2 separate regions of the Mus musculus genome follow, and region 2 is linked to region 1. The links are chromatin loops, found by intact Hi-C in ENCODE. Cell type or tissue: heart. All regions are shown on one strand. Each heading gives the region's core, and the rest is flanking DNA. Links, peaks and the distances in the headings are about the cores only. Region 1 holds the start of Gm46330 (a long non-coding RNA gene). Region 2 holds the start of Vipr2 (vasoactive intestinal peptide receptor 2).

What was found. Hi-C counts contacts between places; a loop is a spot of excess contacts. Peaks named below come from ENCODE experiments on the same cell type or tissue, not always from the same donor. Only the 100,000 strongest peaks of a DNase experiment are listed, where the experiment ranks them.
Region 2: a loop joins it to region 1, with 5 times the contacts of the local background. A loop is called at or near these places in 26 of 42 quality-filtered maps.

What each region holds. Positions count from the first base shown.
Region 1 is chr12:116,189,153-116,205,418 of GRCm38, forward strand. Gm46330 (a long non-coding RNA gene) reads left to right here and starts at 7,627. Exons shown (of 2, transcript XR_001780538.2): 1 at 7,627-7,693; 2 at 7,962-8,292. In heart, for the core only: no CTCF peak of the experiment used is centred there; no DNase peak of the experiment used is centred there.
Region 2 is chr12:116,068,483-116,084,748 of GRCm38, forward strand. It overlaps Vipr2 (vasoactive intestinal peptide receptor 2), which reads left to right and starts at 9,244. Exons shown (of 13, transcript NM_009511.2): 1 at 9,244-9,411; 2 at 11,551-11,650. The coding sequence starts at 9,364. Gm46383 (a long non-coding RNA gene) reads right to left here and starts at 9,749. Exons shown (of 3, transcript XR_001780734.2): 1 at 9,553-9,749; 2 at 8,889-9,022; 3 at 6,670-7,367. In heart, for the core only: no CTCF peak of the experiment used is centred there; a DNase peak (open chromatin) is centred at 9,219; H3K4me3 peaks cover 1,384 bases; H3K27ac peaks cover 996 bases; H3K27me3 peaks cover 4,337 bases.

The sequences.
Region 1 (16,266 bases), core at 5,060-13,059:
AGTAAGTGAGGAATAACCTTGAACTCATTGGCACAAGAGAAGACTTTCTGAACAAAATACCATTAGCATAGGCACTAATATCAACAATTAATGGAACCTCATGAAACTGAGAAGCTCGGAAAAGGTGACTGTCGTTTGGACAAAGAGGCAGCCTATTGAACAGAAAATATTTTTACCAATTTCACGTTCAATAGAGAACTAATATCCAAAATACATAAAAGAAAATTCAAGAAACTAGATATGAAGAAATTTTTTAAAAAGTTAAAAATTGGGGTATAAATCTAAACAGAGAATTCTCAATAGAAAAAACTCAAATGGCTGAGAAGTACTTAAAGAAATGTCAACATCCTTAGCCAACAGTGAAATGCAAATCAAAGCTACTTTGAGATTTTATCTTAACACCTATCAGAATGGCTGCAATAAATAACAAAGTGTTGGGAGCCGCGCCCACATTCGCAGTCACAAGATGGCGCTGACAGCTGTGTTCTAAGTGGTAAACAAATAATCTGCGCATGTGCCAAGGGTATTTCTCCACCCCATGTACTCTGCCTTCCCCGTGGCAACAACTCGGCCATGGGCTGCAGCCAATCAGGGAGTGATACGTCCTAGGCGAAGGATAACTCTCCTAAATAGGGACGGGGTTTCGTTTTCGTTTTGGGGGCTTGGGGCTTGCACGCTTGCCCCTGAAGATGTAAGCAATAAAAGTTTTGCCGCAGAAGATTCTGGTTTGTTGTGTTCTTCCTGGCCGGTCGTGAGAAAGCGTGCAAGAACAAAGTGATGTCTCATTCTGGTGAGGATTTTCATCCATTGCTGATGGGAATGCAAACTTGTGTAGCCACTGTAGAAATCAATGTGGTGATTCCTCAGGAAGATGAGAATGACTCTACCTCAAGATCCAGCTATACCACTCTTGGGCATATACCCAAAGGTCACTCCATCCTACCACAATGATACTTGCTCAGCTGTGTTCAGTGATGCCTGATTAATTGTAGCCAGAAATTTGAAACAACCTAAATGTCTCCCAGTGGAACAATGGATGAAGAAAGTGCCATACATTTACACAATGAAGTATTGCCCGGTCATTTAAAAAAATAACATTATAAAATTTGCAGGCAAATGGATGGAACTAGAAAATCAGTGTCCTGGGTGAGGTATTCCAGGCCTAGAAATAAAAGTATGGTATATATCCACTTACACGAGGATATTAGCTATTAAGTTAATGTAACTAAGTCTAGAAAATCCCAGAGGATGGGTGCTGAGAAAGGCACACTAGAAGAAATAGGAAAGGGGAATGGAATAGATAATTATGTGGGTGTGGGGGTTGCTGGAACGTGAAGATCAAGCATTGACTGAGGGGAAATGGAGTGTGGGAGGGAATATGGTGAGACACAGCAAAAACTAAGGGGCATTTGTTTGTTTTTGAGACAGGGTTTCTCTGTGAAGCCTGGCTGTCCTGGAACTCACTCTAAACCAGGCTGGCCTTGAACTCAGAAATCTGCTTGCCTCTGCCTCCCAAGTGCTGGGATTAAAGGCGTGTACCACCACTGCCTACTAAGGGGCATTTGAGGAGTGGTTATAGAAACCCAATAAAGTAGAAACTTTCTAAAACATATACATATTTGATGACAATCTAAATGAAATCCCCAAATAATGGGAAGACATAGTCCTAATTGCCATCTCTTGTCACCCAGTGAAGCTTCCAGTACCAGGACTGGGTTACATCTAATTGAGTTGTTTGTCAAAGAGACCTCATGGGAAGTCCCAAACAATTCACATTGTTGCCAAGGTCATACCTTGTTCCACAAACTGACAGCTGAAGACAACACCTACACAACTCATTGAACATGGAGATGTGTTGCTGGTGCCTACATACAGCCTCCACCCCTATGCTCTAGTGTCTTCAGTACAGGAAGGTGCTCTATGCAACTGAGAGAGAAACTTAAACACCAATCCAGCCACAAAATCTTTATCAACATTAGTGTACTGCCTACAAGATATGCTAGGGCAATGGTGGCACAAAGCTTGTGGGAACAACCAATTAATAACTAATTTGATTTAAGGCCCATTCCATGAGGTGGAACCCATACCTGACATTGTTCAAGTGACCAAGAACCTGAGACTACATAGCCCATGGATCTAAGATAAAACCAAATAATACTAGCCTAAAAGAAGATAAAAGCAAAAAATTGTAGTGATAAAATGACTCCTAATGACACTGTGATATTCATAGATCAGTGTCTTGCTCTGCCATGATCAGAGAAGCCTCCTCTGATAGTAGATAAGAAAAAAATACAGAGACCTACAGCCATACAATATGCAGAGAGCAAGAGACCACAGAACACACAGCCCTTAATGGGATGTCTCCATCAAATCCCTCCCTTCAGGGCTCAGGGAACTCTCTGATGAAGAGAAGATAGAAAGGCTGTACCAGAGGGGATGTAGGATACCAAGAAAACAGGGCCCTTTAAATAAAAAAAGCTCTTATGATCTCACAGAGACTAAGGCAGCATGCACAGGGTCTTCATGGTTCTATGCCAGGTCCTCAGTGTACATATTATGGCTTTCAGTTTAGGGTTTTCATGAGATTCCTGAGTGTGCAAACAAGTGAGTCTCTGATTCTTGCACCTTCTCTCGGTCTCTTTTCTTTCTGTTGGTTTTCCTGTCCAATACCAAGGCGATTATTTTTTTTTCTTTTTTTTCCCCTTTTTTTAATTGGGTATTTATTTCATTTACATTTCCAATGCTATCCCAAAAGTCCCCCACACGCTCCCCCATCCACTCCCCCACCCACCCACTCCCACTTCTTGGCCCTGTCGTTCCCCTGTACTGAGGCATATAAAGTTTGCATGACTAATAGGCCTCTCTTTCCACTGATGGCCGACTAGGCCATTTTCTGATTCATATGCAGCTAGAGACACGAGCTCCAGGGGGTTACTGGTTAGTTCATAACGTTGTTCCACCTATAGGGTTGCAGATCCCTTTAGCTCCTTGGGTACTTTCTCTAGCTCCTCCATTGGGGGCCCTGTGGTCCATCCAATGCTAACTGTGAGCATCCACTTCTGTGTTTGCTAGGCCCCGGCATAGTCTCACAAGAGGCAGCTATATCTGGGTCCTTTCAGCAAAATCTTGCTAGTGTATGCAATGGTGTCAGCGTTTGGAAGCTGATTATGGAGTGGATCCCCAGATATGGCAGTCTCTAGATGGTCCATCCTTTCATCACGGCTCCAAACTTTGTCTCTGTAACTCCTTCCATGGGTGTTTTGTTCCCAATTCTAAGAAGGGGCAAAGTGTCCACACTTTGGTCTTCATTCTTCTTGAGTTTCATGCATTTAGCAAATTGTATCTTATATCTTGGGTATCCTAGGTTTTGGGCTAATATCCACTTATCAGTGAATACATATTGTGTGAGTTCCTTTGTGATTGGGTTACCTCACTCAGGATGATGCCTTTTGTTTTATCTTATTATATTTTATTTTGTTGTGTTTAAAAATGAATGAGTGAATAAATGAATGAATGAGTCAGTGAATGAATAAATTAAAACCAGGATACAATAATAAAGGTTTAACAATTGTACTGTCATTTCTACCTGGAAGAGGGAAATCAGTTGTCTCCAATGGAGTGACGCTGGGTATATCAACCACACCAGTACAGGCCTTGTGTTCAGGAGTAGCTTTACAACAAAAAACTGATTCCACAGTTCTTTTGTGTGCTTTTATTTGGTTCAGTTTGGTGCTTTGTTTTTTGTTTTTCTGTTTTGTTTTGTTTTGGTGGAGGTTTGTTTTTTTTTTAATTGATTTTGGGAGTGGGTGTTTTTATATTAGGTTTTTGCTTCTTCTTTGAGGAAAAAAAAAAAAGTTAGGGGAAAGGACCTGGAAGGACTTTGCAGAAGGGATGAATACTATCAAAATGTATGTAAATTTAAATTTTGTTTTAAATGATAAAAATATAACAAAAATTAAAAATCTACCCATCAGACTTTCACCATGTCTTTTTCTCCTCTGTTTTCTTTTCTTTTCCTTCTAGAGTCTTTTGCTCAGGAGTTCATAATAATGATGTCTGCAAGAGTAGATCTAAAATTTGCTGCTGTCTCCAGAATTATTAAGACAATGGCAAGAACAATTATCTATGGAATCACCTCACCTGGGTATGTTCCCAGGGACCCAGCTCAGCTCATCCACTTCTGAGGGGCAGTGGGCACTGGCTTTACTGAAAGCCCAGCCATTCTCAGCACTGAGCACAGACATTCCATTCAGAAAAGAGCCTGCTAGCAAAAACTCCATGAGCTAAGGACAAGTAATGGGTTTGTTTGTCTTTTCACTTATTTAGATGGGAGTAGGGAAGTCTGAGAGGAACAGTGAGCTTATTGTGCCCAGCAGTGGAGTCCTGGCTAGTTTTATGTCAACCTCTCAAAGGCTAGAGCTATCTGAAGGGAGAGAACCTTAATTAAGGAAATGCCTCCATAAGATCCAGCTGTAAGAAATTTTCTTACTTAGTGATCAATGGGGGAGGGCCAGACCATTGTTGGTGCTATCGATCCCTTCACTGGTGGTCCTCGGTTCTATATGAGAGCAGTCAGGATAAGCCATGGAGAGCAAGCCAGTAAGCATCACCCCTTCATGGCTTCCGCATCAGCCCCTGCCTCCAGGTGCCCTGCATGAGTTCCTGCCCTCACTGCCTTTGAGGAGTTGATACATGGAACTGTGAGTGAGATGAAGCCTTTCTTCCCCAACTTGCTTTTGATCGTGGTGTTTCATCACAGCAATCATAACCCTACCTAAGATGAGTGGCTAGGGGGCTCATGAGTCAACATCTGTTTTCTTTATAACGAGGAGGAAAAGGCCACTTCTTACAACAGTGTAAAGATACAGCAGGGGCCTTGTGGGGTTCCATACATCACTGGAAAGTAGTTGTTGCCATTCTGAGGCCAGGAGAAAAGACAAAGAAACTTCACGCCCTAGTTGTTTTCATCGGCATTCAATGCTCTCCGTCTTATGTGGTGAGCAGGCTGCAGGGCTTGTGCATGCTCCTGGGCTTGCTTTGTCCTTGACAGTTCACTGCTGGGAGACAGGAGAGCTATATGTCACGTTGCACAAACCAGACATATGCTAGTGGCCTCCCTGCACAAGTTCTCACCACATATGCTGATTGCAAGAACGAAGGGAATGAGCCTGCCCTTGTTGGCAAGATGAATTCTGAAAGCATTTTCAGGAATTTTGTTCATGAATGTTTACACAAAATTCTGAGGAGGTAGGAGCCTCTCCCACTTAATTCCTACACAGTTGGAGAGTTCGGTGTATTAAAAAAACTCCAAGCACTTGAGCGATCTAGAGTGTGAAGTTTAGATGCAGACGAAAGCAGAACATAGCACACACCAGAAACAGACCCCTGGATGGCAAGAGATATGCCACACTCCAGGCCCAGTGCTCCAAAGCCAGCAGACAGGGATGCACAGAAAAGAATTCAAACCAGGAATCAGCAGAATATCAGAAACAACAACACTCTGCACTGAGTCAGCTGAGATCCAAGACTCCAGATAAGACAGCATGAAGTAATATAGCACCTTGGCTGCTTCTCTGCCCTGGTTCTGATGTTTTGACATTTCTGGAATCAAGGTACATCTTGGGATCAGCACACAGAAATCATTCAGAGGTGTGGTATTCACTAACAGGCAGATGGGACAAAGCAAGCTTGGGATAGGCCTTCTGCTGAGCACAGCTTGAGTCCTCTACATTTGGCCTGCCACACAGGAAAGTATTGTTGTTGAACAGTCTGAAAGCATCCTGAAGCACTAAAATTAAAAGGTTTCTTTTATGCAAGTGACTCTCTAAGGTACACAGTACAACTACAGAAACCAGATCTTTCTCAATTTCTCCCCCCAAAAATTCACATTTTTTTTTTAGGATGAAAGGGATGTATGGCAAGTTAATGTGAGGAGCATCTCTTTGCCACTGAACAGCTGAGAGTGAATGGCTATCCAAGAGACTTCATTCCCTAGGAACTACAGAAACTTGTAAGGAGCTACACCAGTGGCTCTGGGTGTTGCTGATGCTTGCTCTGCTGCTCTTTACAAACTCCAGAAGGCACTGAGACAAAAGAAGAATGTTCCTGGAAACAAGAACTCACAATCCCTCCAAGGACAGGACTAGATCTTTCTGAAAGGAATGCTGAGCCCTAGTCTGGGTTGGCTGTGGATATTAGGTTTGGGGAAATGGAGGGGAAAAAACTGCAACCTTCACTTCTGACAGTACAGGGCAAGGTGCTAATAGAAGATGTGTGACCCCTGCAAAAGGGTCATTTGACCCCCAAAGGGGTTGAGAACAGCCGCTGTAGCTGTTTCTGATTTTCATGCTTTGTTTAGGGATTACTTGGAAGATTTTGTTAATCTTCAATAAATGAAAGTTCTATATTCCTAATACATGAGAATAAAACAACAAATAAAGTTGCATATGTCCAGTATTTATCTCAGAATGTAGGACATGCTAATACTTCTTGAAACAGTGGGAAAGCCAGGTGGTACTGGCACACGCCTTTAATCCCAGCACTTGGGAGGCAGAGGAAGGCGGATTTCTGAGTTCTAGGCCAGCCTGGTCTACAAAGTGAGTTCCAGGCTATACAGAGAAACCTTGTCTTGGAAAAGAGAGAGAGAGAGAGAGAGAGAGAGAGAGAGAGAGAGAGAGAGAGAGAGACAGACAGAGAGAGAGACAGAGAGACAGAGAGAGAGACAGAGAGACAGAGAGAGACAGAGACAGAGAAGAAAGAAAGAAAGAAAGAAAGAAAGAAAGAAAGAAAGAAAGAAAGAAAGAAAGAAAGAAAGGAAGGAAGAAAGGAAGAAAGAAAGAAAGAGAGAGAGAGAGAGAGAGAGAAAGAAAGAAAGAAAGAAAGAAAGAAAGAAAGAAAGAAAGAAAGAAAGAAAGAAAGAAAGAAAGAAAGAAAGAAAGAGTGGGAAAGCAGACACTGTATATACAAAGTCTCACCAACCATCAAGAACCATTGACATAGAATCATTTGAGAATCCCATGGCAGAGACCAAATTTGACAAGCTAAGTGTGAGTGTGGTCTATTCCAATTTTACCGAAACATTCCCAAGAAGCTTTGGGCACAACGCTCACCATGCCTGCTGAAGCCTCCAAGTCCCCTAGGCGACACCAGACTTAGGACCTACCAAGCATGTTTATTTCCATGTCTAACCTTCAACCTCCACAGAGCCAGCCCTCTGCTGGTGGCGTCTCAGGGGATAGTGTTTAGACTGCAATCACAGCGGACTTCATAGGTCATCGGCTCCAGGGGGAACTGGGGAGGGTATGGGAGACCTGTGGGGAACTCAAGGCTGTGTCCCATGGAAACTATTCAAACGTTTATAAAACATTGCAAAGGTCAAACAAAATAGTTCTGCAGGCAGGTCTTCTGATTTATGCTAGAGTTGGCTTACCCACCCACACCAAGAGGCCAGGACAATTTCTTACCCGTCTTTGGTTCCCCAACTCTCAGCTCAGCACCTGCTCATAGCAGATTCAAGAAAAATGTTTAGCAGACAGGGCAGAGGAAGAAATGGATATTATCCCACAGCTGAGAGTACAATGCTTATTCTTGCAAGCAGCCAGTGAACAGCCTATGATGTCAGAGCTGACTAACTCAACTGGATGTGGGTATGACCTGAAGCACTAGCCAGGCTGGACAGTGAGGCTAAGACAGGGTAAGTAGACCCACATGAACTCATTTCTTCTGAAGAGACACTGGAAGGTCCACTGCTTCAAGAAAGACCGAGTATCTGGGACATGGTCTAGACCATTGTGCCAGGGAGTTTAAGGAAAAGTGCTTCATCGGGTTCTAAGCAATGAGGTCCCTGGTATTATGTAATGATCTCTTTCCTATGAAAATTAAAAAGAAGACAGTCTAAACCACTGTTTCAAAAATGTATACTCTAAACAAGACTAATTCTCTGTTCTTGTCCTGTCTTCAAGGATCACCCCTCAAGTATCAGCCAGTCCATCATGTACCATCCCTTTAGAATGAAGACCTTGGCAACTGCAGCTCAGAACACCCAGTGTCCTGTGAGGAAGGAGACGCCTTTCAGAAAATATGATGCAGGTGTGGGCGGAGCTCTCTTCAGACCAAGTAAGAAAGAGGAGCAGTGTCACCAAGAAGACTAGACTGTCTTAACAATAGCAAACTGAACAACCCTGCATCAACAGATTTCCTACACAGATATGCTATACTGATTTTATTTTTATAGATGTATGTATGTTTATACATTTAAAAGAGACTAAAATGTAATAATATGAAGCACACTTATCCTTGGGTGTCAATACTGTACTTTTCTTCTCATTTTTGAATTTAAAATTTTCTATATTATTGGCAGGGTAAGAAATTATCCACTTATCTCCATTGTGCTACTATTATGCTTACAATTTAAAAAATAACCGTAACTTAAAAGAATAATGTAGCGACCTGATTTTAATGTGTAAGGGTTTATACTTTCATTCAAGTAAGAATGTGAGCATTTTTATTATTTTATAGTTTTAGATAATGCATTGAAAAGAAATGCTTAGTCTAATTACCATGAGAAAGTAGTTCAGATAAGCAGAGGTGTGTCAGTTCAAATCAGTTCAGTGAAGCCTTTCCTGAGGACTGAACCAGGCAAGGTCAGGCACAGCAAGTGTTACTCATTGCCCCAAGTGTATGTCCCACATCTCACCTGACGAAGGAGGACCCTGAGGGATTCAGTAGTGCTAGAATCACTGAAGGCAATGGGCTCAGGGCCTGGACTCAAAGCCTTGGAAGTCCTGAGATGGGAGCTAGAGGGATAAGGGCCGGAATGTGCTCCTGGTTCAAAGGCTGCTGAGGAAGACCCTGCTGGCAGGAAGGAGAATCCTCCTCAAAGGGCACCAACACTTGGCATTATAAAGGTGGAAACTGCTTCTTCAGAATAAGGCTCAGGATTTACAAGCCCTGTGCTAGCGATTTTAAAACCCCACCCACATCCCCGTGGGAAAAAATTTAAGGCATCTCAGAAAAGTCAAGTTATGTGGATTAAAAGACTGAAATGTAAGATCCGAAACTATGAAGCTACCAGGAAGGGACACTGGGGAAATGGTTCAGGTCGACGGAGTGGGCACAGATTTTCTGGATAAGAGCCCGGGAAACCAGCAAAAATAGACACAGGATTACATCAAGCCACAAAAGCTTCTTTACTGCAAAAGAAACAATCAACAGAGTGAAGAGGCATCCTAGAGAGTGGGAAGAAACTGTTGTAAACTCATCACCCATCAAGGAATAACTTCAAGCATATATATGAGACTCACACAACAGCAGTATAAAGGTGATAGTTAGTGATGACCCTATTAAAGCCAGGCAATAGACTTAAACATTTCTCAAAAAGAAACAGATACATTTAAAAACAAACAAACAATAATAAAAAAAACTTTAAACAAACAATTAAAAAAAAAAACTTCACTAGTCATCAGGGAAATGAAATCAAAACCACAAGGAGATGTCACTCCAATCCAGTTAGGATGACCTCTATCAAAAGCACGAAGGCAGTGAGAAAGGAAGCAGAATATAAGCTGAAAGCCGTGTGCATTCACATATCCAGCATCGAAAACTATGGGGGTTTCTTCAAAATATCAAAAATAATGTTAGGACAGAGATTTGACTGGTTCTGTGAAAGTCTTCTGCATGTCTCAGTGGTTCTGAGAGTCTTGTTTCCCAGGTGTAGACCAGGCCCTGATCACTAAAAGCAACAGATAGAAGTGATGCTCATCCGTGGGTAGCACGGGCGAGGAACAAGCCCACCTGGACCTCATTTGACCCAGTTTCAGTGCCACCGGCTGCTGCTCTCCTGTCTGTGCTTTCCTGTTGACACCAGCTGTCCCTGTGGCAACTGGAATGAGTTATAAAAAGGCCCGGAAGAAACATCTGGACTTTTTTATGAATGCTCTACTCAATACATTTTACCATCCACAGGCTCTGCCTCATACACATACATCTGACACCATGGGCGCCATGAGTGGACAGCAGTGACCCTGGTCTTTCTAGGTCATCAGTGCCCTGGAAATGCAGACAGGTGATTTTCCTGAGGCATTTGACAGCCATTATAGCACAGTGTGTCAACGCTCCCTCCCTGAAAATAACGTCCAGGGACGAGACATAGTGCACTTAAGCAACCACTGACACATCATTCTTCCAAGAACATCGTGAATTTGAATGTGATCAAGATAAAGATTCCAAAGGTACATTTCCAACTTTCAATTTGCAGGACCTCAAAACTTGGGGAAGTGCTATGCTTAGAGGCAGAGATCCTGTATAATTCTGTTTTCTAGATGGCATGGCGGTGAATGGATAGCTTTTGAAACATAACTGATTGCCTTATGAAAACAGTCCACAAATGGGACTTAAATGTACACAGTGGTTAGGCGGGGTAGCAATTAAATGACTTCTACTCACAAAGAATGCAAAAGCTGATGGGAAAGGGAGATGAGCAGACAACTGATGAGATTTAAATGGAATGGAACCAGACAATACCACGCAGTCCAGGCAGAAAGATGGGTAAATCCTGACTGGACGAAGGAAACTGTCACAGGGGCACTACATTCCATCTTTCCTGCCTGTTGAAAATGCTGCCCATGCTGTTCCACAGAGGGGGTTCCAGAGGCCTAAAAGTCCCACCTTGTGGCCAGTCTCAAGGCTGTGTCCCAGGCTGGGTGTTGCAGTAGCATAACATCCTAGTGTCACAACGTAATTATTTTGTGCTGTTTTGTCATTTTTCCTCAAATGTCTGTTAAATGCAACAAAAAAAAATTTCTTAATAGAAAATTTCAAGTGGTTACATATAGAAACTAAATTGTGTCCAAGTAATTCAGTTCAGTAAAAAAAAAAAAAAAAGACATTTAGAAAGTCAAGTCAAACACTTAAAAAAAAAAATCTTACCAAAGCAGAACTGTGATCAAAAAAGCAGGACCTTTTCACACTTTAGAAACACACCCTGAATACAGGCTGCTCACATGCTGAACCAGGCTAAGGCTGAGGTTACCCTGCCATGAGCTACCCCACTTTCTGAAGCTCAAGTAGGTAAGAATAGATATATATGACACATTAACAGACATATAACTAAATGATAGACGTATGATATAGGTCATTGACATGACAAGCAGTTACTACTATGATAGGTAAATAGATATGCAGACAAATAAAAGGCTACATGGTGATCACTATGATGATTAACAGATGGTAGTAGTTAGATGGTATTAGAGGACAGACACACACAGACAGATTAAAAACAGAGCCTGCAGCTCTTTGCCCTGGCTACAACTTCGAACCACTATGACACTTTGAAAACAGAAGCCAGTCGTAGCTATAAGAACTGATGAAGCACTGCAGGTGACCCTGCCGCGGCATCTTAAAAGATAACATCAGTACTTTTGTTTTGTTTTTGTTGAGCTGTGGTTTCTCTGTGTAACCCTGGCTGTCTGGGAACTCACTCTGTAGACCAGATTGGCCTTGAACTTAGAGATCTGCCTCTATAAGTGCTGGTATTAAAAGTATGTGCCACCACTGCCCAATATAGCACCAGTACTTTATTTTATAGCCTGGGGTTAAAAACCAAATTCTAATCATATATGTAACAGTGAAAATACATGTGTGGTCAGAAAAGGCTTGGTCCCTGGTGACACTTGTCAAGTGTGGGAAGCCTTCTAAACAGATTGTTTGCTATACTGACCTTGAACTTGCTCATGGTCTCCCTCAAGTTTTCCCACAGGGTCTGGGTGTGGGTGCACTTTTAGAAAGAGCTGAAGAGAAAAGGCCTAGACTCTCAGGGTAGCCTCCAAGAGCAGAGTATGTATTCTCCACATCTCTCGGCAGCAACAGCAAGCTGCTCTTGAGCTACTGCTGTCAATGCCCAGGACACCTTCCTGATGTCCAGTTCAATAGCTAGCCCCACTTTTCATATGCATGCCAGCTTCATTAGCCATTATCCCCAAATGACCATCTATGTGTGCCCAGCTGGCTGCTGGTTATGCTGAGCTGGTGGTTATGGTGTGCATCCTTCACATCAGAGGGAGATGAGAGGCGGGTAAGGACCCTGCAAAGTCCTTTGGCTTCCTCCTGGTCCTTCAGTAGAGACATTTTCCTGACCTGCACAGCAGCGCTGTATTGTAAGGACACAGCTTGAGAATGTAAACAAAAACTGTTGCCAAAAAACAAAACAAAAAAAAAAAAAAACAAAAAAAACCCCAAAAAACCAAAAACCAAAAACCAAAAGAAACAAAACAAAAAAGAAAAAGAAAAATGGGGCCAGCAAGATGACTCAGTGAGTAAAGGCATTTGCTACCCACATGCAAGTTTGATGGCCATTCGATAGAAAATTGATTCTCTTAACTGTCTTCTGCCTTTCATACACATGCTAGGGCACACACACTTGCACATATTTGGGTACACTCATACGCACCATATACATAAATAAATGCAAAAATAGTTTTAGTTGTAAAAAGAGATTTATTTCTCAGTTCTGAGGGTGAGAAATGTGTTGAGTACTTGCGGGCAGTTTTCATGTCCTCACAGAAGCATCTAATTGGCGCCATTCATACAGACAGGAGTATGGGGCCATCCACTGGTATATGATGAACCTACCAGGTACCATATTCTTAAAGAAAACTGACAGTCCTTCCCCTAGCAGCCACCAGCTGTGAGTAGTTCAGATAGTAGGGGCTTGTGGGTCTCTCTAAATATTGTATGGCTTGCTATTGTGAGGGTCTCGTGGAGGTGACCAGAGCCTCTGGATGTTCATGAGTGCAGTGGTCTTGTCATGTCCAGAAGATAGTGTCTCACCACGTCCTCTCCAAGCTCTGGCTCTTACAGTCTTTCTGCCCCCCTTCTGTGATGTTTCCTGAGCCTTGGGGAGGAGGTGTAACACAGATGTCCCATTTGTGGATGAGTAAGGACTGAAGACCCACTTGTGCTCCTCCTTTAGCTGTCAAGACCACTGGGACAATGATCCTCTAACTGGCATCTCATGCTGGGAAATGGAAAAGAATGAAGCCTGATGCCAGCCAGAGGAGGACCTTGCCTCCCAGAAAGAGATTTCACAAAGTTCTGACCACCACTTGCAGGAGATACAGGGGCTGAGGCAATGGTGGGTCAGCGATGGGTGAAACCACACTGTAACCAGGACTGCTTAGTGTTATCGTGTGTGTGTGTGTGTGTGTGTGTGTGTGTGTGTGTGTGTGTGACTAAGCCTCACATCAGGACCACAAAAATGGATTTAGCTGGAGGCTTTCTTAAAGCCCCATTTGGCTCATGACCACTTGTGGTGCGTCTCTTTGTCCAGTGGGTGCTCTCTGTGACTCAGTGAACCTAAGCTGCCCTCAGATACCCAGCACTAACACAGTCTCCCTGGAAAGAAGGTTATGCTATGAGGTAGGCAGGCATTTCAGCTATTTGGCTTTGATGCATATAAAGAAAATCTTTTAAAAAAAATAAAATGTTTCCCCTGTTTGATCAACGTGGAGAATCCTCTCCTTGGATATAAATAGAAGGGTTGTATTACTGTGAGAGTGTTTAAGCCTACTGCTTCTTGTGTTTGGAATCAAGCATTCAGGCATAAAGTGTGGACAAGTAGGCTGGCCAGAGCTCAGGTGGCTGCTGCTGCCCCCTTGTGCCTGGCATGCCGTACTGCATGATGCTTTTACAAATGCACTTTTGTCTTCTCGGTTGTGAGGGGATAAAGAACCACTTGGTGTGGAGCTATCGGTCAGGTTTCCTCAGGATAAGCTCGCTGAGAACCGGGACAGATACCTTCAGTAATCAGAAGCTGGTGACAACAGGAGCTGCTGGGAGAGGAAGAACTCTACCAGGACCTTCACTCCGTCTCCTCAGGACACCTTGCAGTTGGTGGAGTGGGGAGAACAGATTCTGGAAAGGGCAGGGACCTAGAAACTGCACATCTCGGACACCCTCAGCCCCACCAACAGGCCTGTGTTTCGCACAAGTCTTGTTCTGTGAGGCAGGGCTCACCACGGTGCTAAGCAGAACGTTGAAAGGCAAAGATCTCACAAACCTACGCCGTGAACCCGCAAGTCCCAGACCTGACAAGACCCCTCTCCCTAGCCCTAACCCCAGCCTACCCTAATGCTAACCCTAAAGCTCAGGAGGAGGAAAGGCATGACTGCCAGGAGGAAGGGTAATGACTTAAGCAAGAGAAATGTGATGCTATAAACCCCAGGAAACCACTAAGAGCTGTAACTGATACATCAACATGACACACCAAGTGGAATCACTATAAACACTCACTCAATGTACTCAAGGCAAAAAAAAAAGGGAAACTAAAATACAGCAATAATTCTGGAAAGCCCTTTTATTCTTATTCCTTCCCTCCCACCCATAGCATTGAGTTGCATCAGGCTCCTCAGGGATCCCAGCCTTTCTTCCAGCAGCTGAACCCTCTCCTCACGGTGTCATGCCATGCTACTCCAGCATCCTCACAGGATATTTATGTTCATTTGTTTTATTAGCAATGACCAATACTACACAGAAACCAGGGGAGGAACAGCTTAAGGAGAGGAGAACTTTATTCTTTCATCGCTTGAGGGGGCTCAATCCATTGCGGTGGTAGTGGCGTGTGTGTGTGTGTGTGTGTGTCTGTGTGTGTGCTTGTGCGTGTTCATGTGTGTTTGTGTTGTGTGTCTGTGTGTGTGGTGTAGTACTGTGGTGTGGTGTGGTAGAGCAGTTCACATCACGGAGGGCCAGGAAGCAGAGAGAGGGCAATGCTGCCCTCATCTGGTTCTAGGGCCTCAGCCCTAGAAATAATGTGGCCCATATTCCAGAGTGGGTCTTCTCCGCGGTGAAATCTTTTCTGAACTATACTCATAAACATAGCCGGAGGTGTTCCTCCATTTCCTAGATGACTCTCTATCCAGCCAAGATCACATTAAGGATCAAACATGGCAAAACACTCCCATGTCGAATCCACCTCATGCTTGGCTTTGCCCTTCCCTCAAACTAAAACACTAAGAATGCTGTATACTCCCAGCTAGTGGGAGATTTTCTGATATACAAACTGCAGGCTACTATGGTTATCTTCTGTCCTTCACTGTCCCAAATGTTCTAAACAGAGTATTCAAAGAAAGAAAATGTATTTTCCATATATGGTACTACTAATGCAGCTCTTCCAACCTTCATGTCCCCAGGATTCCTCTGAGAAATTTATAATTTGGAGTGTCAAGTTATAAATGATGATAAATGATCACTGGGTTGGATTATTCCATAATCGAGAGGAGCATCCCACCTCCCTGGGATATACACATGCTGGCCAGGAAAAGCTGCAACAGGAAGCAGACCTGGTTTTCCACTTGTTTCCCTGAGCTGTTATGGGATGCTATTTGGGTTTTTTGCTGTCACTGGTGGTGAGAGGCTGCAGTGGGCAGGGCAATCACACTTTGGCTTCATTCTGCACAGGTGTTGCCAACACTCAGGAGAGAGGGTGGCCATTACTAGAGGCCAAGAGAGCCCATTTCAATGAAGTGTAGAGGGGATAATACATTGGGTTGTCATCCCTAGAGAAGAGAGGCCCCTTTTCCTTCCTCTATAAAATCTTGGCACTTCCTGTGTAAATCACAGGACACTCAGCTATAGAGCCTGAGAAGGAAACTTTCTAACACTGTGGGAGTGGAGGCTGCAAATACTGAGAAAAGAACAGTCTCTCAACCCTGTGTACACTCAGCACATGGCTCTGGGTCACAGATAATGTGCCATATCAAATATACACAGCCTTCTAGAGGGCCACACAGCCACAAAGTGCTGGCCTTCCCTCTTGCTATGTCTTTTCTGTCTATCATCCCTCCTCCTGTCATACCAGTCAGCCTAAGCAGCACTGGAGGACAAATGAATGAACAAAGGAAGAAACCAACTGAAGGTTTTTGATCTTCACCTATCCACATGGCATTGCATTAAAAATGATTCTCACACAGTGCTACACCCAGGTCATGCAACTCAAAAGTGCCACACAACCTGGAAGCAATTCAGAGCCAGCAAAGAGTCAGATGGAGGAGGCTGCCAACAGCGGCAACTGTCTAAGAATCACAGACACCGAGACACAGAGGAAATCCAAAGACATAAGGACCCTGATATAAAGACCCTGAGCCTCTCTTGTGAGGCAATGCCAGTGCCGGCAATTACAGAAGTGGATGCTCACAGTCATCTATTGGATGGATCACAGGGCCCCCAATGGAGGAGCTAGAGAAAGCACCCAAGGAGCTGAATGGGTCTGCAACC
Region 2 (16,266 bases), core at 4,873-12,872, 120 kb before region 1:
ACTATCAATATCCTTTTGTAACCCCCCCCCTTTTGTGAAACATTTTATCTATGAGGTAATTTTATAAAGAACTTTGTCTAAGAAGGTATAAAGACTGAGAAGAAATAAAGGGTGGCTGTTGGGCCTCTGCTCCTGCTCCATCCACCGTGTGTGTGTGTGTGTGTGTGTGTGTGTGTGTGTGTGTGTGTGTGTGTATCTGTGTGTGTATACATATAAACATATGTGTATATTATATATGTGTGTCTGTATGTATGTACAGTATGCCTATATATTGTCTTTCTGCATATAAGTATGTGAATACATACTTATGTAGGTATGTGTATGTATATAAGCATGCATGTGCACTTGTGAAATTGATGAAACAGGTGCTCAGGCTCAGCCAGTGTGTGTGTGTGTGTGTGTGTGTGTGCGTGTGCACACGCGAGTGTGCTTGACTTTCTTTTTTTTTTTACTTTCTCTGTGAAATTGCCAAAAGTCATCAGCTTTTGTCCCCAGAACAGTGAGTTAGATTCTACCTGAGTGAGATCATACTTATCTTTCTGATTTATTCCCCTTAGCATAAATCCTCTGGATCTATCATATTGTGACAAATGACAGTATTTCCTACTTCTAAAATTCTGGTTAGTATTCCCATGTGTATTTATACCATTTATTTATCCACTCATCTGTCAATAGACATGTGGATAGTTTTCACAATTAGCCCGGGGCATGCAGCAGCTAACAAGGGACTCTGTTTCAAACAAGGTGATAGACACCTGAAGTTGTTCTGTGACCTCCACATATATGTCTACACTCATATACTAGAACACACATATGACATGCACAAAATATACACAATATGCAAGAGTATATTTTGTCTGAAGTACCCAAGTAATTATTTTAATTTCATTTTATTTTTAAACACTAATTTGAGATGACAGCTGTGCAGCAGGTCATCCTAAAAGAAGCTTGACTTAGCGGCAGAAGAAAAAAACAGGAGGGGTGAAAGGGAAAAGGGAAGAAGAGGAAGGATGGGGGAAGGAGAAAGAAGAAAGAAGAGGAAAAGGAAGAGGGAGAGAGGGATGGCATTTAACATCTTGCTTCCCCTGGTCTGTTTAGTGAGCTAAGCAATATTTTATTGACTTTCAGTTATGTAGTGTTTACTGTCCTTGAACCCATGCAAATGTCTGAAAATCCCTAAAGTCCTGGGGGCAATGACATTCTTGCAAAGAGACCAGGCTTCCCTGCATGCCATCTGCTCCCTTGTGAAGTTATTTTTCTCTGACACAAAGATGGCAGGCTTGAAAGTGCTGAGAAATAGTGACCATGAGGTGAGTAGACACATGCAACTCCACTACACAACCACAACATACACAGCACAGCACATACATACAAACATATACACCACAACACACAGGCACACCACAACATACAGACACACCACCACAATACACACACCACAGCATATAGACACACATATCACAACATACACACATACACCACAGCATACAGACACACACCACAACACATACATCACAGCACATGCATAAATACACACATACAAGCTGCCAGCTACACTTATCACAACACACACAGGCACAACACAGCATACAAACATATACATCACAACACACACATCACAGCACATGCATAGCTACACACACAAAAGCTGCCAGTTACCACAACACACAGAGGCATACCACAAAACACACACATCATAGCACATGCATACACACACACACATAAAAAAGCTGCCAGCTACACATACCACAGCATATATACATGAATATATAATACATGCATCTCACCAGACACATGATACCAGCTACATGTTTATACACATAGCATGTCACACACAGACACATATATCACACCAGCTGCAAACACATACATACATTCTACACCAGCCACACAAACACACCCACCATGCCAGCTACATATAACATAAGTCACAGACACATATGCAGATACATATGCACCACACCAACTGCACACACACCATACTACACACACACATCAACTGCACAAATATACACATGCCCCACTACATTCAGACATATCACCATACTAGCTACACATATATGTATTCATGCACACATTACCATACACACAAAAGCATGTATCACATCACCTACATACACATGTGTCCAAATAGTCATAGATGAATGACAGCTTCCCTATCCTGAGAACTTGACTTATTAGGGTATGTGTCAGTCTCAACTATTTTGATCTGCTATGTTTAAGACTATCACAGCTACTTAGAATCTGTGAATGATCACTGACGTGTGTGATTACTGTTCTTGGTGTAGCACTGTCTCTGGGGGATAGGGGGAGAGTGGAGCATCTTCTCTAGGATGTTATAGCTCCAAGATATAGAGCTAACTTTCAATGAAGCTGAGTCTCTGCATTGCCCTCTTTCACATTTGGTGGGCATCTTTCCCAGGAAACGTTGCCTGGAATTTACAAGAGACAGCTCAAACCCCTGTCCCTCGTGCCTGGTTTCACACATATCATGCTGTTCTGTTGCTGGGAGGAAGACGGGTTCTAACAATATTGCTCACACAGGTCCTGGCCTCTCAGCTCAAATGTTCCTTTAGCCCTGTTGTCAGGCAGGCAGTACCTTTGGTGCCCCTCCCCATGGCCCACTCTTCAAGGCCTCTTGTTTCACCTCTACACTGGGAATCCCCTGCCCAATCAGAAGATAGTGCGAGGCAGACATTGTCCACTGAGGGGCAGTGCTCCCCTGGCCAGAACACTATAGCCTCAGGAAGCACCCAGGAGAGAGCCCAGATGGAAAGATTTCACACACCACCGCAGGGCATTGCATAGAGGCAGCTGCATAGGTAAAGGGCAGGGCACAGCTACACAGTCCTGATTGTGAATATATGGTGCACAAGAACATTCATATTTATAGGCGCTACCCAGGTACACAAGAGTGCTACTGCACAGGGAGTCCAGCATGAGTACCTTCGATCCAGGGGTGGGAACATGAGTGTTTGCGGCACTTCCTGGACTGGGGCACGAGGCATCTACCCATACATTTTAAGCTAGGAACAATGTGGCTGGGAATGAGAGGTATTGTTTGCCAGAACCAGAGGTTGGGGTTGGGGTTGGGGTGACGCACCTGGAGTGGAGTCCAGTGCGTCCACTCCAACCCCATCGATTCTCAGTAAGTTCTTCTCCGCTAAAAAGGAAAATGAGTGAGGCTCACATCCTGCACAGCATCCCAAAACCTCCCTCTCACCTCATGTTCCAGTCTGTCCCGGCTGCCGGCTCACAAGACTCCATTTTTACATTTCATTTCATTTCATTTCATTAAGAATTTAATTAAAACATTACTTTTAAAGGAGCACTTCATGACAAGAAATGTAAGAAAATGAAGGTATTATTTCCTCTCCTGTCTTGCAGCATCAAAGAAGGAACCAAAGGCATCATGAACTCCAGACAAGCGCTCCCATTGGCTCCCAGCCCTGAATATTTTCTTATTCAAAGAGAATAAGACAACAAAACTAAGGCAACGTTGGCCTCAGAGCTTTTTAATTTCACTTACTGAACTCTGATTATATCCTGAAATTGAAGGTTTGCTCCAAACTAATTCACACACCTTTGATGTTTCACACACTTTTGTAATTAAATAAATCATGACTAAAACAAGATCTTTTTCTCCCAATAGAAAAACAGAGTGGGCAATATCTGTGGCTCTCAGGGCCACCCCCACTAGCCCTGGTGTTCTCATCTGTCCTGGAGATGCTAAGAGAGGGAACTTAGCATCTTCAAACTCACTATTCCAAATTCAAATCAATATTCTTTGAAGAAGAAAACATCAACCAGCAGGAGATGATCGCTACACTGTGGCAAAGGCTATCTGCTCACTTGGCTTGTTGGGGGAGCCACTTAAAGAATCCTCAGCATCAGAAGGGCATTTACACCAGAAAAACAAGATGCATCCTTTGGAAAAAGCAGGAGTCCACTGCTGCTGTCACAGCTCCCCAAGCACTCTTCAAGAAGCACTTTGTTCATGCTTAGGGACACTCAGATGTCTCATGGTACCCATGGGCTCTAAACTTGATGAAACTATGAGGATCCTGAGGCCATTGTAAAGTCACCCATAAGCCCTGGATGAGAAATGCATGATAAGGGGGCTGGCGAGATGGCTCAGCGGTTAAGAGCACTGACTGCTCTTCCGAAGGTCCCGAGTTCAAATCCCAGCAACCACACGGTGGCTCACAACCATCTGTAATGAGATCTGACGCCCTCTTCTGGTGCATCTGAAGACAGCTACAGTGTACTAATGAATAATAATAAATAAATCTTTTAAAAAAAAAGAAATGCATGATAAAATCAGACAAACTCAGATAGATCAATGGCTATCATGCACACTTTCTCTTAAATGTCGAAACAAATTGTCTTTCTGATAAACTCCTTGACACCTATAGATAGCGTAGGAGAAGAGGAGGAGGAGGGGAAAGGGGGAGGAGGAGGAGAAGGAAGGGGAGGAAGAGGGGAAGGAGGGGAAGGACAGGGAGGGGAGGAGGGAAGGAAGGTGCAGGAAGGGGAAGGGGAGGAGGGAAGGGAGGTAGAGGAAGGGGAGGGGAAGAGAAGGAGGGGAGGAGGAAAGGAGGGGAGGGGGAGGAAGGAAGGGGGAGGGAGAGGAGGAAGAGGAGGAGGAGGAGGAGGAGGAGGAGGAGGAGGAGGAAGAAGAAAAGTAATTGGATTGTGGATTCTGAGTTTTGCTTTTTTAGCTCCCTCTTCTGGTTTTCTCTTACTCTTCCTTAACCATGCTTACCCCAAAAGAAACTCCACTGTGTGGAGACAAACACTGCAGAATGTGACTCCTGTGGGGAGGGAGACCGGTCAAAACAATCAGCCAGGGGTCCTCTGGTAGAGTAAAGGGGAATTCTCAGCAAAAATGTGGGCAGCACCATAGGCTAGCCACCCTCCCAGTTCTTCACTTACAGAGCATCAAATGGAATACTCAGCTGTAACCTCCACTCAGAAGGTTTGTATTAAAAGCACAATGTTATTTTTACTTGCTATCTGTCCATCTAACTGTTCAGCCAATAAGTTTAACTTATTAGGGCAAAACCACAAGAAAGCATGTTTGCTTGCCCTGTGACTTCTGTGTGGATACTGATCTCCTCAGCAGACAGCACACTCCCGTAATAACAAGCCTGGGCTCTCTTTGCATGGCCAAACACAGCACCCAGAACAGTTGGAGTGCTGCATAAACGCTTGCTTTCGATTGAGTGGTCTGTAGGACATTCTCGCTTTCTGAATGATTGTCTAGGAACAGGCCAGGAGCAAAGACAATGAGACTAGTCAACACTAGGGCCACAAACACCACACCCAAGCTCTACTCAGACAGCTCAGCGACAGGGAGATAAAGGTAGGTCACAAGCTCTCAGTGAGTTTGCAAAGTCGTGGTGGCCTGTGAACCTGAAACCGTGCAAGAGCTCTGTGCACACCAGCACATGTCAAATGGCAGAGACAGAGACACCATAGTCCTCTGCTGGCTTCACTGGGGCGGGCTGGTTTCTCGATCTGCTCAGGTGCAGTGCTTCTCAGGTGTAACTCAGAGTCTTATGGCTAGGCATAGTGGCACACATTCATAATCCCACTGCTGAGGAGATGAAGATAAAAAAAAATCCATGGTCAGTCCTAGCTAATGCAGAACAGAGTCTGAGGCCAATCAAGCTACATAAGACCACCTTAGAAAACGAATACAGCACAACAATCACAAAACAGCCCACAGCGTGTGTGGAAGGGGTCCATCTGAAGGCTCGAAGACAGAGAAGGAGCTCCTGGATTCTGAGATTCCCTGAATCTTCATATAGAGCATCCCTTCTCTGGCCTGTGTGTAGGAAAAACTTAGCACTAAGTACTGGGCTATTTATTCTGCATAACTTGTGCCTCAACTGCAAAATCTGAAGAGCAAATCCATTCTTTTCAGTACTGATAACACACAACTGAGTCGAACCTGAACCAGAGTTCATGAGCTCAGATCTGGCTAAAGAAGGTAGCTGTGGAGTAATTCAGCCATGGCCCGTCTCCACCCCCACCTACCTTTCCCTGATTCTTGGAGTTCAAGCTGTCTTCCTCTCTATTGATTGTATTGAGAATCCAGGGTCCCCTGACTTGGGCCTCAGAACTCCAGGTTGAGAATCTCAACTCTGGAAGCCAGAAGCTCTTGAGCTTTTGCCTGGGCTAAGAATTGCATCAGCTGCTTCATTGGATCCAAGGCCTTCAGACCCAGATGGAGCCATGATACCAGCTTTCCTGCTTCTGCAGCTTGTAGACAGCTTGTTGTGGGGCTTCTCAGCCGCCATACTCAGGTAAGACAGAGCCCTAGAAAATCTTCTTTCCTCTCTTCTTGGTTCTGATGTCCTGGAGAACCTTGACCATGCAGGGAAGATTAGGCTCAGAGTCTGGAAAGGCGTTTGTGCTCAACACACATGTATTACTAGATTACCATTAAGCTCAATATAAAAACAAATTATAAGGAAAGTTAAATTTAAAAATATATACATATATATATATTTTTACAGGTACTATGAGCTGCTCACCTTCTAGAAAAACTGAGCCTGTGGTATGGGTGGGTCAGACCTGATAGTGAGGTGAGACACCCATGAAAACCTGCTCCATTCACTGACTACCTCTGTAAAAAAAAAAAAAAGACACAAAGGCTGGCCTTTCAGATTTGTATAATAAAATAAATTACAAGGTTGTTTTCCCCAGCTTTGACAGGATATTAGGTAAAACTCATTTTCACTTTAAAGACTCATAACAATATGAAATGCATATAAATCTTACATTTAGTTTGCTTTGCAGGGTATTAGCAGGAGTCAGGAGGAGCCACCAACCCATCATCTGATGCGTTTTTGCAAAGGAGATTTGCCCTTTACAAATCAGTTGCGTGTTGTCTTCCTTCTGTGCACATGAGAGGTGCAGAAGCCTTGGAGACAACCGCAGCTGTAGCCCCTAATGGGTCGAGTGTCTCTCATAACCACCCCCTCCAGGCACAGCAAATAGATTCAGTTTATGTACTCCCCTGAAATTGCTCCCCTTATTACAGGGCGGTGTCAGAAGGAAGTGCTGGGAAAGAACTGTCGTTTTGTAAAAGTAAGACAAACAGAGATGAAACAATCGCTTTCATTCTTTGTTGTTGTTGAAGATTTTATGTTGAACACCAGGCTCTTGTAGATACGAAGGCAGCAGCACTTCTGAGGGGGAGTCAGCGGATGTTACTGGGTATTGTCTTGTCAGCTCCTGAGGATCCTCTTCTTATGTGCTCATACAGGCTTCTAATGTCTCTGATAAGCTTCATCACTGGACCCACTCCATGTGGAAGGTGCTAGCTGTTTGGCCGTCATTGCTGACCCAAAACTTCACTGGCAAAAAAGCAAAGGGACTCTGTGACCACATCCTAAGAGAACAGAGGGTTAGCTAAAATGGCTTGTGAAGAACTCTGCCCCAAATGCTGCTGCTGCTGCTGCTGCTTTGGGTATGAGAAGCCTCCGTGATAGTGAGGACTGAAACCCTAGAGTCTGGAAACCAGAGCAGCCACTCAAGTGGAAGGTGCCAGGAAACTGCCCAAGAGGATGTCAGTGGGGAAGGGATAGGAAGGCCAGACATCAGTAGGTAGAGATGAAACGGGGCTAAGAGCAGGTCTGGAGGATGCTGGAGGGCACAACACAAGGCTGAACTCAGGTTCATATCCAGGCTGTGAACAATGTGAAGTCCCATCAGAACCAAGCAGTCACCATAGGCACAAGAGTCTCTCTCTCTCTCTCTCTCTCTCTCTCTCTCTCTCTCTCTCTCTCTCTCTCTCCTTACCCCAATTCAGAAGAATGGAGAGACCTTGAAAGACATGACCAGTCTTTTTAGGACCTTCGCTCCTCCAGGATACCCCCAGGAAAACAAGTCCCTCTTGTCTCCCCGTGCCTGTATCTCATCCTTGTCAGGACTATCACTTCATCTCATCATATATGCCATTGCTGTGGTTGGAACCCTGGCGTCTCACCCAGTTTTGACCAATAACATCCGGACGTGACTTTAGAATGCATCCCTCACAACAATTCAGGTGTATCAGCTCTCCTAATTCTAATTGTAACCCTCTGGGATGGAGCAATGGCAGGGGTCGATGTTGTGATTTACAAATGTGCAGGTGGATCAGGTTCACTGGCTGAAACAGCGGACAGGGGTTGTGGACAAAGCCAGAGCCCAAGCTTCCTGGCCCCAAGCTGCAGACCTAGTGCCCAGACCTTCTCCTCCATAAAATCCCCTGATGGACAAACACAGGCAGATGCACAGATAGTGGAAGGGTGACAGAAAACAGATAGAAACCTAGGTCCAAGGGTACACGGGGCTCTGATGTCATGGAGCACATGATGAACTCAGTGGGGAGAAAAATAATGGGCAGATAGACACCCCAAAGTGTGAAGGATACATTTTGTACTATTTCAGACTTCTGACTTTGGGCTTGAAATTATATCTGAATAAGAAGTTTAAAACTTGCCTGCTTTACTTAATGGAGTACTATTGTCTGCTGGTAGCTTTCTGCTCTTCCCTAGACTGGTCTGTCGACAGACAGCCAAACCATAGCTGAACAGTGGCAGTGTCTCCACAAGCCTAGTGTACAATGAGCCACACACGTGTCACCTGAGGGTTTGGGGTGCCGATGAGCAGACCCACTTTTGCGTTGATGAAGTCTCTGCTTTCTGTTCAACTTGGCCTTAGGCTCTCAAGGGGAGCCATGCAAGAGCTTTCTCTTTTCTCTCTGCTCACACCAGTGCAGACCTAACCATGGTCGTCCAGCCACTTTCTGCACTTTTTCCTTGTGCTGCACACAGGCTTCGCATTTGCACAGGGAGTTGGTGCCAGATGCTACCTCAGCGCTCAAGTTCCCTTACCTGGAATTGGGCAATGCCCTCTGTGGGTGAGCATCTGCTTACTTGAGCCACCAGCTCTCCAAAGGCTTGAACACGGCAGCCCACAGTGGGGTCGCAGAGGAGGGAGGCAGTACAGCTCGGTTAGCAGAGGGAGCCTGGGAGGAAGGAGCGCGAGAGAGCAGGGCTGACAAGGGAAGTACCCAGGCCAGGAGGGGGTCGGGGTGAGGCCCAGGGTCTTGCACTTCAGAGGGAAGTAGGGGTGGAAGGAGGGACGTTTGGACAGAGATCTGGTGGACCGGAGTGCCAGAGAGAGACTCCGCAAAAAGGAGAAAGGGGCGCGAGGCGGGGACTGGGCCGAGGGGCGGGGCCGGGACTTGCAGCCTGGAAGGCGGAGAGGGCGATAGGCGCGAGACTGAGGAAATCCGCGCTGGGAGGCCCGGAGCAGGGGACCGTGCTGCTGAGGCGCCAAGGACCGAGGCAGCACGCTGAGCCCAAGATGAGGGCGTCGGTGGTGCTGACCTGCTACTGCTGGTTGCTGGTGCGGGTGAGTGAACCCGCGCCCACTTCCCGAAGAGGCGCATCCTGCAGTGGACCGCGGGGCTCACCTCCGAGTCCCAGCACGAGCGGGCGGAGCGTGGGGCCAGGGGAGACAATCCAGAGCAGAATGCTTCCTACTGAGCCTTACCAAACCCTGGGCTGCTGGACTCAGGGGAATTTTCCTATTCCCACCGCCGTTGCGGGTTCGCCAGAAGTGGGGTTGAAGTTCTCCTCGACCCCCGCCCCTGGGACGACCTGGGTCCTGGTCTGGCAGTGCTCCTGGAGTTGGGAACACCCCTAGCACCCAGCGAGAAGAGTGGCCGCTGCCCGGGCCACCTGCTCTGACTTTGCTTCCGATAGAAACTGCTGTTACTCTGTGGTTAAATATTTCTCTTTCCATCTCCTGGTCTGAGTGTTTGTTTAGTATGTGACAGAAGGAAAGTGCTGTGGCTAAGAAAGTTTCCTTTTGGAAATACTCTCTTTTTTATTTCTTCTTCTTCTTCTTCTTCTTCTTCTTCTTCTTCTTCTTCTTCTTCTTCTTCTTCTTCTTCTTAAGAGAGCCAAAAGAACCCCTGAACCGAAGTTTGTTACATGGGTTGCATTGGTTTTATGTAGTTCTCCGGAACTCTACCCTTTATTTGAAAACCTTTCTTAAGAAAGAAAAAGAAGGGCTTGAGCCTTATTTCTTGCATTTGCTTCTCTGCTCTGAGAACTGTATCCCTGTGGAGCTTAAGGTTTCCACACATATCTAGGCCTCCGGCTGAGGGAGCCAACTAAGCTTAGTGTGTGCAGCAAGAGGGGAGGGGATGTTTAAGGAAATCCATCCGTCATTGTTGATGAAATTTCAGTTTTCTGGAGCATATCTTCTCTGCCCCCACGGGCAGCTGAGGGAAGCTTCCCAAGGATGCTCGAGAATCCTCGGGACTCCAATCACTTTAACCTTTCAGACATCCCAACATTTCATCGTTCCCCATGTTCCAGGAATGTCAGCAATACCAGGCTTTTAGCACCTTAATTTATCATCTCATCAGTTCTGAAATTCAGATCAGTGAGTTGCTATTGCTTGACCTCCGAATCTCTGCATTTTAGTGGTTGTGTAGCAATGAGCTGGTAAATCCAAGGTACCTCAAGTGATTTTAAATGAAGTGAATGTAGCAGAAAAATTCAACATTGAGTTTTGTCCTTTGATTCTATTGGGAAATTGTATTCCTCGTTGGGATGCTAGCTGGCCTAGATCAACAGTAGGATAACTAAACACAGAGATAGCCATACCTAACTGAGCAGGATTCCTTTGCATTACTGTCTTGTAAAAGCAAATTTTTGTTAAGACAGGGAGAAACTGAAGCAGACAGACAGACAGACAAGTAATGAGAGTGAGTGCTCCACAAGGAGCCCAGCCTGGGAGGAAGGACACTGGGTCTTTATAAGAACAGCGATCAGAAAATGCTGCCTTCCTGGACTGCGAGCTCAGATGCTCTCTATACTCTCTGGCTGGCGCTCAGCTTCAGTGCCTAAGGACTCCGTGAAAGCTTTGCAGAAACCTTCCATGGCTCCTTGGATCAGATCTGTTTCTCTCAGCGCTGCCTCTTCCATCCAATCCCTCTCATTCTTAAAAAAGTGTTTCACACCAAGCTGCTCAATGATAACAATGTTACCAGTACGAGTAGGGTTAAGTTTTGAATGTGCCCTGAAGCGTATGAAAGTTCACTTAACCTATTCTGACTCTAGGGTGACCACAGAGAGGATCCCCAGGTACACAGAGTGTCTGTGCACACCCACAGCCACTAAGAGTTAACTTGCTTTACTTAAGCAAACCATAGACTATGAAATGGGAGCTCTTCAATTCTGAGAGATGAACATTTCTAACAGCCCATTGCTCTTAAGTTAGTAATAACAACATACAATGTCAGTTTACTCTCCTGCTCAGAAAAAGTATTCTATTGGATTTTATGTTTGTTTCACAAAATAGTAAAGTTTTTCTTCTTTTTTTTTAAATAACCACATCAGGAAAATGAAATAGCTGATTTGAAATGAATTTCAGCTTCAAAGAAATTTAGAAAGGTGAAGCGTTGGATCTTCCTGTAGATTTTTGCTTAACCCTCTCTTGTGTCATTTTTAGTTACTTCTATTTCTTTCACTTGAACAGGTGAGCAGCATCCATCCAGAATGTCGCTTTCATCTAGAAATACAAGAAGAAGAGACAAAATGTGCAGAGCTGCTAAGCAGCCAAACGGAGAATCAGAGAGGTAGGTTTGGGGATTAAGTCTGGGAGTGGGATCCTAGCTGTCTATACTTCTCAGCCCCTTGAGGGGTTGGAGGTCACCTACACCTTAAAAAAAATTAGAACCACTTGCTACTGTTCTGGTGGGCCACAAGCAAAACTAATGTAGCCTTGTGACAGTGGGGATTTCAGCAAACCTTTTAAAAGAAAACCTCAATGCTTTACACCAACAGTTTCCATGGCTTGCTGAGGTAACTGTTCCTAACATAATGTTATGGCTCTGGAATGCTCTGAAAAGGTGACTCTAGTTCCCAGGGAATAATAGCACATGTCTGAATTCTTGGCTCTAAAATATTAGCTATCCTTGAAGTTGGTCCATCTAAGAATAATAGAAACTTATCAGAAGCAAACAGGAAAATGGGACTTCAGGTTTCTGAAGACATAATTATTGTAATACTGTGAGTTTGTTGAGTTTGTCTTCTGAGTGGAACTGAAAGTTTTCTGAGTCACTAGGCCTTTGATTTGTGCCTCCGTCATGGTCACAGACCCAAAGGCCCCTGAGTATCAGCCTAGGTATCAACAGCACAACCTTTTGTCTGGGATCTTTCTGCTCAACAGTCATGTGTACACCTTTTTCAAGAAAGAAATTAAAGTCCATAGTCTGGTGTTTGTTAGCAAGACTCAAGTCCAACACTCCACTCTGAACCTATTACCTAACAAAAGAGTTACAGCTACATCACTAATGCGAAATTTCTAGGAGCCACATTAAAACAATTTTTTTTAAAAGTGAGATTAGTCTTAATAATGTATTTTATATTAACTTAAATTATTGGCCTAATCATTTTGACTTATAAACAACAAGAAATCATTGTTTCTATGTTCTTTCTTTCTGTTAAGTCTTATAACATAGTACATTTTTAAAGAATGTTATTAGCACCTCACCTTTTGCGATACTTTTCAAGCTTCCAGTACCACAGATTAGTCAGTGGCTCCCACACTAGGCGAAAGGGCTCTAAATAGGCACCTTTTTTTCTACCTGTCTAAGACCCCTGTTTCCTCCTCTGAAAATGAAGGCTTCAGCTCAAAGCTTCCTTTAATGACCTGTGATTTTACAGCACACATGTGGTTCTGGAGCTACATTCCCTAAATTGTCTAGTTGACCTCACAGTCTGTCGACACAAATATAATCAGTCAGTCTCACTGCTCCAATGAAGGGCTAGCACTAAAAAACTGACTTCAGTTGGCAACAAATGAGAGCTATGGGTCAGCACTGTGGTCACCGAGGCTGGCTCTGTTCAGTAAAAACCTCAGAGTTCAGAAAAGCATTCCTGTGGCAAAGGCGCACGCGTGCGCACACACACACCAAACAACAACAACAATAATGATTATAACAATAACAAGATGAAGAAGAGGAGGAGGAAGAGGAAAGGAACTTAGACATGAGGCTGGTGAGATGACTTAGTAGCCATGAGCACTTGCTGGGTTCCCAACACCCATGGCATCACATTTATAACTACAGTTCCTAGAAACCCAGTGCCCTCTTCAACTCCATAGGCTTCTGCATACACGTAATATGTGTGTATGCTTCCAGGCAAGCATTCATACATGTAAAATTGAAATAAGTATTTTTTTAAAAAATGAAATTAAAATGGGAGCTTGGCAGACCACTGTGGCCAGTGATGGCTAGAGCTGCTAATGGTCTCCTGATGAGTGGCCCTCTCAAAGATGACCTCCTGTGACAAGCTTCCTGGGTTCCCAGGGGACAACCTGCATGGACATCCTAGGTAGAGTCTATGAAAACTGCTCAGATTTCCTTAGTGCTTGTCTGGCATGGCCAGGTGGATCAAGTCTGTGGGACTTCACCCTTGTTTGTCATACAGACAAACCTCATTGCTTTTTCTTGCAAGAACGGATGCCTACTTGGACGTTTCATGTTGTGGGCTCTTATTTTCAGTGTTAGCTTACGAGAAAAGTATATGTATATCTGATTCATCCACCTTTCTGTTTTGCAAGAACTTCTTGGTCATTAGCTAGCCACCCTCAGGAGAGCAGAGCTGACCATCAGCCAGCCACTGTGCAGCTCTCAGAAGAGATAGCCTGTGACCCTAGTCCTCTCTGAAATATGCAGAGTTCCAATGCCAAGAGTATAAATAGCAGTAGGTTACCAGGATGAAGATGCTGCAGGCATTGAGAGCCAGAGGCTGTGCAGAGCCAGAGCTGAGAGAGCACTTCTGGTAGGACAAGGCCACAGGACATATCCTCATGAAGTCACAAGTGACATTGCTGAGCTCCTAACATCTGTGAGCGCTACTTTCATAATCGGTGGCAGTGTGTAATTGGTCTAGAAGAACCTCAGAAATTAGAAATAAAGTAGCTTTGATGTTGACAAAATAACTTCCACAATCCTAATATGGAACTCTTCCACTTTGTTTTATGATGTATCAAGAAAACAAAACAAAACAAAACAAAACAAAACAAAAAGATGTAGTAAATCCATACAAAACCAGTTCTAAAAAGGACTCAGAAAGCTGTGGAGGTATTTGGAGTCCTGTAGTTGAATTTTGATTCACTGCTAAGACAAACTTAATCTTGACAATATGAGGATGAGGAGCCTAACGTCACAGATGGTTGAGGGTGGAGGAATATTCTCAGGGAAGTCAGTATAGGAACTTTCCTGTGGCTTTCTTATGGCATCTATGGCTACTCCAGGAATTGGCAGCACAAAAGTTAGACTGGTGTGCTTTGATGACCCCCTCCCTGAAAAAGTAGGTGGTGTTTGCCAAAGGATGTGTTTTACTACAATCTACTTAGAACCAGGTAAAAAAAGGTGCTGAGCAGTGGCCGTTGGTTTGTTTTAAACAGAGCATTGGACTCCTTGGAGGGACTGTGAGGGCCTTGTTATTCCCTGCTGACGAGCTGGACTGAGAGTAGCCAGCCACAGGTTCGTGGTAACAGCAGAAGATGGGAAATGTTGGGCCAGAGACAGACAGACTTCCCTGCTTCTCACACGGCGTAGAGCAGGAGCTTCGCACTCACCATGGTTTACTACTTTGAAGACTCTCAGATCCAAGGCCCATGTATCTGGGTCACAGCCCCACCCTAGTAAATCCACAGCATCCACAGCAGCTTGTTAGGATCCTGACAGCAAGTTAAGGATCCGGGAGTGTGTGGGGTGCCTTAGTTGCCAGACCGCCCAGAGGAACACAAACACGGCCTCTGTTGCCCAAGGCTGTTTGCATGTGACATCCTCAGAAGAGAAGCAGATGCGAACAGTTAGAGTCTTCTTAGAAGAGGGGCTCCGAAGCCCACACTGGAGAGCATTTAGCAGACTGAAACAGCTTCTTTTTATTATCCAGGAATGGTGTGTGGTCACCAGTGACCACAGCACATGGCCACTAATCCTTCTACCCTGTTGTTCTTGAGAGAGACAAAGAGAACATGTTTGGTTCCTGTTACATCTCACAAATCTTACACCATGCCTTTAAAAATATTTCAACTGGCTTTTACAGAAGGAATGAACATTTTTACATCCAAAATTAGTGTTAGAAATTAGTGACTATGAACACAGAAAAAAAAGTACTGCAGTAAGAAGTGTGTCCATGCCTCTCCTGCCTTGCCCTGTGAGGCTGACAGTGCTGGTGCACAGTGCCCTTGAAAACCATCCATGTGTTTGTTCTGTGTCTTGATCTCCCCTCTCTCCTTTCGTTTGGAGACTAGACTGTGTCATCTCTACACTCTCCTTTGAGTTTACGTAATATCTAGCACGTTCTTTTGGTTCCTTTCAGCTATTGAACTTTCAGATGAGTGACAATACGTCCCTATTAGAAACGATGTTCTAAGGAATAAAATAACTCACCATATAGTGACTTCAAGTAACTAATCATGAAATTAAGTCAGTTTCTCATGACCATGTAAGTAGCAAGGTCTGCATGATGCAGTCCCTCTTGGTCAGTGACGACTGGACCCTGAGGAGAAATCTTAAAGCAAGAGGAAAGCCGTGCTGTGTACTCCCAGCAGGTGCTGGGGTCCAGAAACAGTGTCATGTGCCTGGCACAGGCCTGACACAGTGAGTAGGCACTGCGGGGTGTTCAGTACAAAGGAAGATGCGCACTCCTGTGCTACCTGAGGCTTTCTCTGTTTGGTAAGAGTAAGGGGTCCTGGACTTGCTTCCAGAAGCCCAAGACCTCAGGGTAAGGACATTGAGTCCAGACAGGAGGGCTTTCTAGGTCTACACCTGCTGGCTCTGTATCTATTGCTTGTTAGAAACAGAGCAGAATTTTCTAGAAGGACATTGCCTCATTCTTCTGTGTCTGCTCAGAGGCAGGAGTGCCACTTAAATGCTGAGCCACAGATTGCAAGTTCCACCTGCCTGTTGAAATGAGTGTTTTCTTTCTTTGGACCTGTGCTGGCTTATGAGGCTCTAGGCAGCACCCTGTGTTCGTCTCTCTGAGGTCTAGATCTGGCTGCTTCTCTGTGTTGATTTCCACATTATAACCTTGACATAAACCTCTTTCCATCTTTTCTGGACATAAGTTAAGGCTTCTGGGAGCAGCTGTGGCTTTTCTAGATGAGACAACTCGCTGGACAGACACCACACGAGGTGGTACAGATAACCCCAGAGTCTGGGTTGCTTAAGTATGG